Linked DNA regions of Homo sapiens: region 2 is linked to region 1. Evidence: chromatin loops called from intact Hi-C (ENCODE). Cell type or tissue: B cell. All regions are shown on one strand. Each heading gives the region's core, and the rest is flanking DNA. Links, peaks and the distances in the headings are about the cores only.

Region 1 (5,378 bases), core at 216-5,215:
TTCTGGCAAAAAAAAAAAAAACAACAAAAAACAAAGACAAAAAGACACGTTTTCAAGACAATACACAAATCTACATGTTTTTATTACATGTATTAAGTAAAAAGAATTACAAAACTGAAAAAAAAAGCAAAATCCCAAAACACAAATTATGCACAATAGTAGAACTGGCAGTACTCCCTCAAAGACTCCAAAACAACGAGAAATCATCTGACATCAACTAGGTTATGAGAGAGAAAAGAAGAAAGTGTGACAACAAAATTAGAACATGCACCAATACAGAAAGACTTCAATAAACTTGTAAACATTGGGAAGAAATAACAAAAGAAATTAATGGATTTGTAAAAGATAGAATTAAAGGCAAATGCTTCATGGTGCACTTAGAAAACAGAAGCTGCAGGTAAATAACACAGCAATCAGTAAAAATAGAAAATTAAATGGCATACTGAAAATAAAGAACAAGAAGATCCAACTTAAGGATAATAAACTAAATAGATGAGGCTGTAATGTAAATCACCGTGTACAGTCACTGCTAGTTGCTAATTTTATATCCACTCTTAAGAGCATGAGAGAACCACGATGAAGAAAGTCATGTGCTAAGAAAGGCAGAGAAGAAAAGCTGAAGAAATCTGGGTGATTGACAGAAACCATGATTAATGACATCACGGAGCTACTAGACCAGCCCGGGCCTGCCTGTCTCCATGCTTCTTGGAACGTGAGAAAAATAAACTGTATTTGATTATGTTCCTTTATTCAGGTTCTCTTACATGCAGGTGAATATAATCCCTAACTGATGTTCATACTACATATTATCAAATCTAGAATGCTGTAGATTTTAAGATGCCCCTTTTTTTAAATTATACTTTAAGTTTTAGGGTACACGTGCAAAACGTGCAGGTTAGTAATATATGTATACATGTGCCATCTTGGTGTGCTGCACCCATTAACTCGTCTTTTAACTTTAGGTATATCTCCTAATGCTATCCCTCCCCGCTCCCCCCACCCCACAACAAGCCCCGGTGTGTGATGTTCCCCTTCCTGTGTCCATGTGTTCTCATTGTTCAATTCCCACCTTTGTGCACAACTTACTACTAAGGAAACAAATCTTACCAATTATGCTATAACACAATGCCAAGATAGTCATATTAGATATGAGACTTGAACACACCTAGCTTTCTTACTTTGACATTTCTTTTGCTTATTCTGAAGGATTTTTCAGTTTCTCTGGACATCCATTTCATTGTAGGAGGATGATAAGCAATCCTTTCAGACATATTTCAGTGACTAAACCAAATCTACTTGTGGATATCTTTTCTTCAGTTCCACTTGGCTTTTGCTTTTCAAAACCACCTCATATTTTGTGCTTTGCACAAAAGCACCTGACCAAGAGGGACAAATGGGAGCTGAAATCCAGCTTGCACTCGAATATTCTGGCATGTGGCTGCCACCAAAAACAGAGACAGAAACATACTTGCGACGCATCTGCCTGCGGAGAGGACTTCTTCTGGTTTGCACAATGGGTCGGTGTGTGGTACCTGTAACCCTGGCACTGAGGTATGGTGCAAAAAAGGAAAAACACGTTTCCTCACTTCATAGCTTTTCTAGGGAAGAGAGATTGCAAAGAATGAAGTGTGATGATGGCTGTGAAGAAGGTCCCAGGCTCTGGGACACAGGACAAGCACGACTAACATAGGGGGTCAGGAAAGGCCGACACCTGCTGAGCGGGAGTTAGCTGGGTGAAGGGACAGTTGAGATACAACAGCGTGCTGTCAGCCCTCACAGCCCTCACTCGGTCTCGGTGCCTCCTCGGCCTCAGCGCCCACTCTGGCCGCGCTTGAGAAGCCCTTCAGCCCACCGCTGCACCGTGGGAGCCCCTTTCTGGGCTGGCCAAGGCCGGAGCCGGCTCCCTCAGCTTGCGGGGAGATGTGGAGGAAGAGGCGCGGGCAGGAACCGGGGCTGTAAGGGGCGCTTGCGGGCCAGCGCGAGTTCCGGGTGGGCGTAGGCTCGGCCGGCCCCGCACTCGGAGCGGCTGGCATACCTGCAAGCCCCGGGCAGTGAGGGGCTTAGCACCTGGGCCAGCAGCTGCTGTGCTCCATTTCTCGCCGGGCCTTAGCTGCCTCCCCGCGGGGCAGGGCTTGGGACGTGCAGCCCGCCATGTCTGAGCCTCCCCTACCCTCTCCTGACGGGCTCCTGCGCGGCCTGAGGCTCCCCTACGAGCGCCGCTCCCTGCTCCATGGGGCGCCCAGTACCATCGACCGCCCAAGAGCTGAGAAGTGCGGGCGCACAGCGTGAAACTGGCAAGCAGCTCCACCTGTGGCCCCAATGCCAGATCCACTGGGTGAAGCCTGCTGGGTTCCTGAGTCTGGTTGGGACTTGGAGACTCTTTATGTCTAGCTAAGGGATTGTAAATACACCAATCAGCACTCTGTATCTAGCTCAAGGTTTGTAAACACACCAATCAGCACTCTGTGTCTAGCTCAGGGTTTGTAAATACACCAATTGACACTCTGTATCTAGCTAATGTAGTGGGGAGGTGGAGAACTTTTGCCTCTAGCTCAGGGATTGTCAATGCACCAATCAGCACCCTGTGAAAATGGACCAATCAACTGTCTGTAAAACAGACCAATCAGCTCTCTGTAAAATGAACTAATCAGCAGGATGTGGGTGGGGCCAGATAAGAGAATAAAAGCAGACTGCCTGAACCAGGAGTGCCAAATTGCTCCACTATACTTTCATATTGTGGTGGTTATGTTTTTTGGGTTTAGGCTGCTTTTATGAGCTGAAAAATTGTGAAAGTACGTAGCTTTACTCCGGAAGCCAGTATAAGCTATGAACCCACGAGGAGGAAAAAACAATTTTAATGTATATTGCTTTAAGTGCGGTAAGTCACCACGAAGTATATGCAGTCTTTACTTCCGACCCGGCATAGACCATGAGCTCTCGAGAAAAACTGACCGCATCAGAAGGAACAAACTCCAGACACACTCTCCTTAACTGTAACATTCGTGTGACAACAACAACTTCCTTGTTGAAGTCAGACCAATTCTGGACACAGTGGTAGTGAGAGAGAACGGTATGGCAGTACCCTTCACTTGCTCTCAGTTCCTCTTTGTCCTCTGCTCATTCTGGTTGTGCTTGACAAGCCTTTCGGCTCAGCGCTATACCGTGGGAGCTCTTTAGCTGACTGAGGCCGGAAGCAGCCGCGTTGGGTTGCAGGGAGGTGCGGCAGGAGAGGCACGGGCGGGAACCTGTACTGCACGCAGGTGGGCGTGGTGAGCCTTGCACTGAGAGCAGCAAGGGGCTTAGCACCTGGGCCAGCAGCTATGGAAGGTGTGCTGGATTCCCCCAGCAGTGCTGGCCCACGAGTTCTGTGTTCAATTTCTTGCTGGGCCTTAACTGCCTCCTGGCAGGCTATTTGTATGGCTCAGGACCAGCAGCCCGTCATGCCTGAGTCTCCCCATCTTTTTGTGGCCTCCTGTGCCGCTTGAGTTTCCCAGATGAGCGCTGCCCCCTCTTTCAGGGCACCTGGTCCCATCCGCTGCCCAAGGGCTGAGGAGTGGGGGGGTGCGTGGTGTGGGACTCATAGGTAGCTCCACCTACAGCCCCAGTGTGTGATTCCACTGGGTGAAGCCAGTTGGGCTCCTGAGTCTAGTGGGGACTTAGAGAATCTTTGTCTAGCTAAGGGATTGTAAATACGCCAATCAGCACACTGCGTCTAGCTCAGGGTTTGTGGATGCACCAGTCGGCACTATCTGGCTCAAGGTTTGTAAATGCACCTATCAGCCCTCTTGTCTGCAAAGTTTGTAAATGCACCAATCAGCGTTCTGTCTACAAGGTTTGTAAATGCACCAGTCAGCACTCTGGCTACAAGGTTTGTAAATGCATCAATCAGCACTCTGTCTAGCTCAGGGTTTGTAAATACACCAACTGACACTCTGTGTCTAGCTAATCTAGTGGGGAGGTGGAGAACTTTTGTGTCTAGCTCAGGAATTGTAAATGCACCAATCAGCACCCTGTCAAAACGGACCAATCAGCTGTCTGTAAAACAGACCAATCGGCTCTCGGTAAAATGGACCAATCAGCAGGATGTGGGTGGGGCCAGATAATAAAAGCAGGCTGCCGGAGCCGGCAGTGGCAAGCCGCTCGTGTCCCTTTCCACCCTGAAAATTTTGTTTTTTTGTTCTTTGCAATAAGTCATGCTGCTGCTCCCTAGGTTCACCCTGCCTTTGTGAGCTGTAACACTCACCGTGAAAGTCTGCAGCTTGACTCTTGAGCCAGTAAGACCAGGAGCCCACCAGAAGGAGGAAACTCCGAACACATCTGAATATCAGAAGGAACAGAACACATCTGAATATCAGAAGGAACAAACTCCGGACACGCTACCTTTAAAAACTGTAATACTCACCGCGAGGGTCTGCGGTTTCATTCATGAAGTCAGTGAGACAAAGAACTCACCAATTCCGGACACAGTGGGAGCAAAGGCATGGCAGGAGGAGAGAACTGCGTGTGTGAGGAATAAAAACAACATGTTGCAATTGAGGAAGGCGTGAATTTATGGGGAGAATACAGAGATGAAGACTTAAAACGGTAAGAGAGGACGGGTGCACTGGCTCACGCCTATAATCCCTGCACTTGGGGAGGCTGAGGGTGGGGGTATCACTTAAGGTCAGGAGTTCAAGACCAGCCTGGCCAACATGGTGAAACTCCATCTCTACTAAAAATACCAAAATTAGTCCGGGCGCAGTCGCCTGCGCCTATAGTCTCAGCTACTTGGGAGGCTGAGGCAGGAGAATCGCTTGAACCAGGAGGTGGTAGGTGCAGTAAGCTGAGATCATGTCACTGCACTCAAGCCTTGGTGACAGAACGAGATTCCACTTCAATAAAATGAGAAAACAATATATTGGCCAAAAAAATTAATGGATTTGAGAAACATTTAGAAGGTGCAAGTGACAAAATAATTAGATTGGCTTGTGGGGAGAGAAGGGTATAGGGAAGAATGCAGGTAAGAAAACAAAACAGCCCAGGAGAAGATAAGGGGAGAATAGATGGTCGTGCCATTTATTTAACTAGGGAAGAAGAGCAGGTGTAGTCTAGAGACCAGATTATTGCATTTTGAACATGTTGAGTCTCCTGCAATATCCAGCTGGAGACGACAGGTCCTTCCATCTCTCCTCCCTCACCTCCAGCCATGCTCCTCTTGTATATTTCCTCTTCCATGTTCTCCCTCCTGAGTCCAAGACCTCCCAACCTCAGGTCTTAAATTCCCATCAAAGAAAGCAAACAAAAATTTTTTAAAACAAAATAAATGAAAATGATTGATTATACTCCCCAGAGAAGGCATTCACAGCAAGACATGTAACAAACTATTTCATATCAGAATC
Region 2 (5,378 bases), core at 86-5,085, 210 kb after region 1:
ATCTCTACCTATTAGTATATAAACTTTTTTCTTTCTTTCTTTTTTTTTTGTTTTTGAGACAGTCTCGCTCTGTTGCCCAGGCTGGAGTGCAGTGGCACGATCTCCGCTCACTGCAGCCTCTGCCTCCTGGGTTCAAGCAATTCTCTGCCTCAGCCTCTTGAGTAGCTGGGATTACAGGCATGCACCACCACGCCTGGCTAATTTTTGTATTTTTGGTAGAGACGGGGTTTCACCATGTTGGCCAGGCTGGTCTTGAATTCCTGACCTCGTGATCCACCCGCCTCAGCCTCCCAAAGTGTTGGGATTACAGGCGTGAGCCACTGTGCTCGGCCGCATATAAATTCTTAAAAGGGGAATGATATTGTCTGTTTTATTTTTTGAGCATTTAGAACAGTACTTGGTATACTGTATATACTCAATAAATACATTATTATGTAACTCAATAAGTTTGCAATGTATGAGTCATATATTACTGAAGGACAGAGAAAACAACGCATGTCTTCTACCCACAGATAATTATAAGCAATCAGGGAGTTAGACAACAGATGCGAATTCTTATTTTTTTAATCATTAAGAGAATATGTAACAGCAAGAAGTTTAGCCAGCACTCTTCTGGTTGCAAGTCATAGAAATCCACTCAAATTAGTTTAAGAAAAGAAGAGAAGGATTTACTTGTTAACATAACTGAATAGCACAAAAAGAAAGCTAGCTCCAGGCGTGCTGGGTATAGGGGCCTTACAATTGTCCTTGGAACTTATTGATTTCTCCCTTCATCTCTCAACTCTGCTTTCCTCTGAAAGAGCTTTGGTAGGCCGGGCGTGGTGGCTCACATCTGTAATCCCGGCATTTTGGGAGTCCGAGGCGGGTGGATCATGAGGTCAGGAGATCGAGACCATCCTGGCTAACACGGTGAAACCCCGTCTCTACTAAAAATACAAAAAATTAGCCAGGCGTGGTGATGCATACCTGTAGTCCCAGCTACTCGGGAGGCTGAGGCAGGAGAATTGCTTGAACCTGTGAGACGGAGGTTGCAGTGAGCCGAGATTGTGCCACTGCACTCCAGCCTGGGCAACAGAGCGTGACTCTGTCTCAAAAAAAAAAAAAAAAAATAGCTTCAATCTCAGGCCGGTGCTCTCCTTGTGGTAGTCCTGGAAGCTTCTGCCTCAGAATTTCACAGTTGACCGACAACCCCGAATTCACGCTGGCCTGGTGTTGGTTGCATTCCCTGTGATGTTCTCATTTCTCTGGCTTGGGCTACAGGGCACTTGTACAACCCCCAAAACACTTGTACTGAGAGTGGGAGAGTGAACAGATAAAATTAATTATAGAATTGAACCAAACATATCTGTGTAAGTTGATAGAGTAGAATAGATGATAGTAAAGCTGAAAGAGGAGGTTCAAGCCTGTAATCCCAATATTTTGGGAGACTGAGGCGGGAGGATCACTTGAGCTAGGAGTTTGAGACCAGCCTGGGTAACAGCAAGACTTTGTCTCTACCAAAAATTAAGAAAATTAGCTAGGATTGGCGGTGTGCACACCTATAGTCCCAGCTACTTGACAGGCTGAGGTGGGCAGGCCGCTGGAGCCTGGGAGGTCGAGGCTGCAGCAAGCCGTGACAGCACTACTGCATGCCAGCCTGGGTGACAGAGCCAGACCCTGTCTCAGAAAAAAAAAAAAAAAAAAAAAAGTTAATAGAAGTATAGCACTCTGACCCCTAGTGGTTAAATTATGCAGAGAAAAATTCAGGACTTGTCCAAAGACAACAGGAGGTTGATTTATTTCACATTATGTTCCTGTATGATCTTTTTATCAGTTTATTTAAGAGCATCAGCTTTCTTCCCTTTTATTCTCCACATTGAAGTATCCATCCATTTGGGGCAATTTTTCCTTTCACATATATCTAGTATTTCTCTCGCCGCCCGCCCCCCCCAATTCCTCTGCTGTTACCATATTTCTTCTTGGGTTCATCCAACACCTGAAAAATCTTCCTAAAAAACTGTTCAGTTGGCCAGGCACAGTGGTTCAGGGCTGTAATCCCAGCACTTTGGGAGGCCGAGGCGGGCGGATCACCTGAGGTCAGCAGTTGGAGACCAGCCTGGCCAACGTGGCAAAACCCTGTCTCTACTAAAAATACAAAAATGGGCCAGGCGCGGTGGCTCAGGCCTGTAATCCTAGCACTTTGGGAGGCCGAGGCAAGTGGATCACCTGAGGTCAGGAATTTGAGATCACCCTGGCCCATGTGGGGAAACCGCGTCTCTACTTAAAAAAAAAAAAAAAAAATAGGCGGGTGTGGTGGTGGGCGCCTGTAATCCCAGGTACTCAGGAGGCTGAGGCAGGAGAATCACTTGAACCTGGGAGGTGGAGGTTGTAGTGAGCCGAGATCACACCACTGCACTCCAACCTGGGTGACAGAGCAAGACTCCATCTCAAAGAAAAAAAAAAAAAAGATAGTAGAAGTATAGCACTCTGACCCCTAGTGGTTAAATTATGCAGAGAAAATTCAGCATTTGTCCAAAGACAATAGGAGGTTATTTCACATCATGTTCCTATATGATCTTTTTATCAGTTTATTAAAGAACATCAGCATTCTTCCCTTTTATTCTCTACATTGAAGCACCCATCCATCCGGGGCAATTTTTCGTTTCTCATAGATCTAGTATTTCTCTTTTTGCCCCCCTCTATTCCTCTGCTGTTACCATCTTTCTTCTTGGGTTCATCCAACACCTGCAAAACTTTCCTGAAAAACTGTTTAGTTGGCCAGGCACAGTGGTTCAGTCCTGTAATCCCAGCACTTTGGGAGGCCAAGATAGGCGGATCACCTGAGGTCAGGAGTTCGAGACCAGCCTGGCCAACATGGTGAAACCCCGTCCCTACTGAAATTACAAAAATTGGCTGGGCACGGTGGCATGCTCCTGTAAAAAAAAAAATTAAGAGCACTTAATAGTCATACTTTTCACTTTGCTTATATGTAGCTTATATATATATAAATATAAAAATCTGTTTTAACTCTCATTCTACTAAATTCACCTAATGTTCTACATAGAAAATTTCATGTATATTGTTTATCATCTTTCAAGAGTGAATTAAGCACATGAATATTTTCTCATGAAAAGGGATATTGATTGGTACAGATGTGTATGTATAATGGCTAGTTGCTCAGATCATCAACTAAATCTAAAACATGTGTTCCAGCTGGGCTGGTGGCTCATGCATGCAATCCCAGCGCTTTGGGAGGTTGAGGTGGAGGACTGCTTGAGGCCAGGAGTTCAAGACCAGTCTGGGCAACATAGTGAGACTCTGTTGCTGCAAAAAGAGTTTTAAAATTAGTCGAGCGTGGTGGCATGCCCCTGTAGTTTCAGCTACTTGGGAGGCAGAGGTGGGGGGACTGCTTGAGCCCAGGAGTTCAAGTTTCCAGTGAGCTCTGATGGTGCCACTGTTCTCCAGCCTGGGTGACAAAGCCAGACCCTGTCTCCAAAACATAATCTTAAAAAGCAGTTCCCAATTCTTAATTTTAATTTTATTTATTTATTTTTGAGAGAGGGTCTCATTCTGCTGCCTGGACTGGAGTGCAGCGGTGTGATTTCGGCTCACTGCAAACTGGACCTTCTGAGCTCAAGTGATTCTCCCACCTCAGCCTCCCGAGTAGCTGGAACCACCATGTCCGGCTACTTTTTTGTTTGTTTTGTAGAGACAGGGTCTGGTCATGTTGCCCAGGCTGGTCTCAAACTCTTGGGCTCAAGTGAAACAACTGCCTGTGCCTCCCAAAGTGCTAGGATTACAGGCATGAGCCACCGTGCCTGGCCCCAGATTTTTATAATTTTCATATTTTATTCTTTATTGATTAGTCACTGAGAGGGTAAGAATTGTGTAACTTCTTTCTTGTCCATATTTTCTCTTCAATTTTTACTGTGAAGGCCAACATAAAATATTTAAGGCAAACAGATTTTTTTTTTTTTTTTGAGATGGAGTCTCACTGTGTCACCCAGGCTGGAGTGCAGTGGCGCGATCTCGGCTTACTGCAACCTCCACCTTCCAGGTTCAAGCGATTCTCCTGCCTCAGCCTCCCGAGTACCTGGGACTACAGGTGCCTGCCACCGCGCCCGGCTAAGTTTTGTATTTTTAGTAGAGACGGGATTTCACCATCTTGGCCAGGCTGGTCTTGAATTTGTGACCTCGTGATCCACCTGTCTCGGCCCCCTAAAGTGCTGGGATTACAGGCATGAGCCACTGTGCCCGGTCCAGGCAAACAGATTTTATTCCACTTTTCCTTGATCACTCTTTTGTTTTTTCTCTCCAATGCTTTTTCTCTATTTGAAATTTTGCACTATTGTTGCTTTCTTCTGAAGTATTCATATAGAGTTGTTAAAACAACTGAAGTCAGACTGCCTAAGCTTTAGGTTTCTTCTCTGTTAAAAGAGATAACAAGATAATAATAGCACTCCTCATTTATAGGGTTACTTATGGGTGGTTATTGGCACACATTTATAAGTGTTTGAAAAAATCTTAGCTTTACTATTATTTTATAGATTTACTTGCATTTTTAATGTTCTTGGTATACACCAATTGGTTTGTTTACTTATTACCAAATATTTATAAAGCATTTAGTGTTATATTGTTGGCTGAAAAAACAGGAACAAAATAGGATGGTGTATATTTATGAAGCTTAACTCTAATTTAAGAAACAAAGCATTATTTTTTTTTTTCTTTGAGACGGAGTCTCACTGTGTTGCCCAGGCTGGAGTGCAGTGGCGCGATCTCAGCTCACTGCAATCTCCGCCTTCCAGGTTCAAGCGATTCTCCTGCCTCAGCCTCCCGAGTAGTTGGGACTACAGGCTCATGCCACCATGCCTGGCTAATTTTTTGTATTTTTAGTAGAGACAGCGTTTTACCATGTTAGCCAGTATGGTCTTGATCTCCTGACCTCGTGATCCGCCCACCTTAGCCTTCCAAAGTGCTGGGATTACAGCCGTAAGCCATCGTGCCTGGCCTTTTTTTTTTTTTTTTAATCTTTTTGAGATGGAGTTTCGCTCTTGTTGTCCAGGCTGGAGTGCAATGGTGTAATCTCCGCTCACTGCAACCTCCACCTCCTGGGTTCAAGAGATTCTCCTGCCTCAGCCTCCTGAGTAGCTGGGATTACAGGCATATGCCACCACACCCAGCTAATTTTGTATTTTTAGTAGAGACAGGGTTTCACCATGTTGGTCAGTCTGGTCTTGAACTCTTGGCCTCAGGCGATCCACCCGCCTCGGCTTCCCAAAGTGCTAGGATTACAGGCGTGATCCACTGCACCCGGACTTACTGGTTGCTTTTCAAAGGTTGTACAGATACTATAAATATATTTAACCAATACTCTATTGAGGAGGAGCCGGAGAGGGTTT

The links. Peaks named below come from ENCODE experiments on the same cell type or tissue, not always from the same donor. Only the 100,000 strongest peaks of a DNase experiment are listed, where the experiment ranks them.
Region 2: a loop joins it to region 1, with 10 times the contacts of the local background. A loop is called at or near these places in 6 of 110 quality-filtered maps.

What each region holds. Positions count from the first base shown.
Region 1 is chr6:20,316,992-20,322,369 of GRCh38, forward strand. It overlaps LOC101928573 (a long non-coding RNA gene), which reads left to right. Exons shown (of 4, transcript XR_007059489.1): 3 at 4,211-4,584. Among named protein-coding and RNA genes, the nearest start is that of E2F3, 82 kb to the right of the region's middle. RefSeq lists enhancers at 2,743-2,822, 3,563-3,612. In B cell, for the core only: no CTCF peak of the experiment used is centred there; a DNase peak (open chromatin) is centred at 3,160; H3K4me3 peaks cover 1,361 bases; H3K27ac peaks cover 1,458 bases.
Region 2 is chr6:20,526,808-20,532,185 of GRCh38, forward strand. No RefSeq gene overlaps it. Among named protein-coding and RNA genes, the nearest start is that of CDKAL1, 5.0 kb to the right of the region's middle. In B cell, for the core only: CTCF peaks have their summits at 1,738 (motif pointing left) and 2,527; DNase peaks (open chromatin) are centred at 1,724 and 2,514.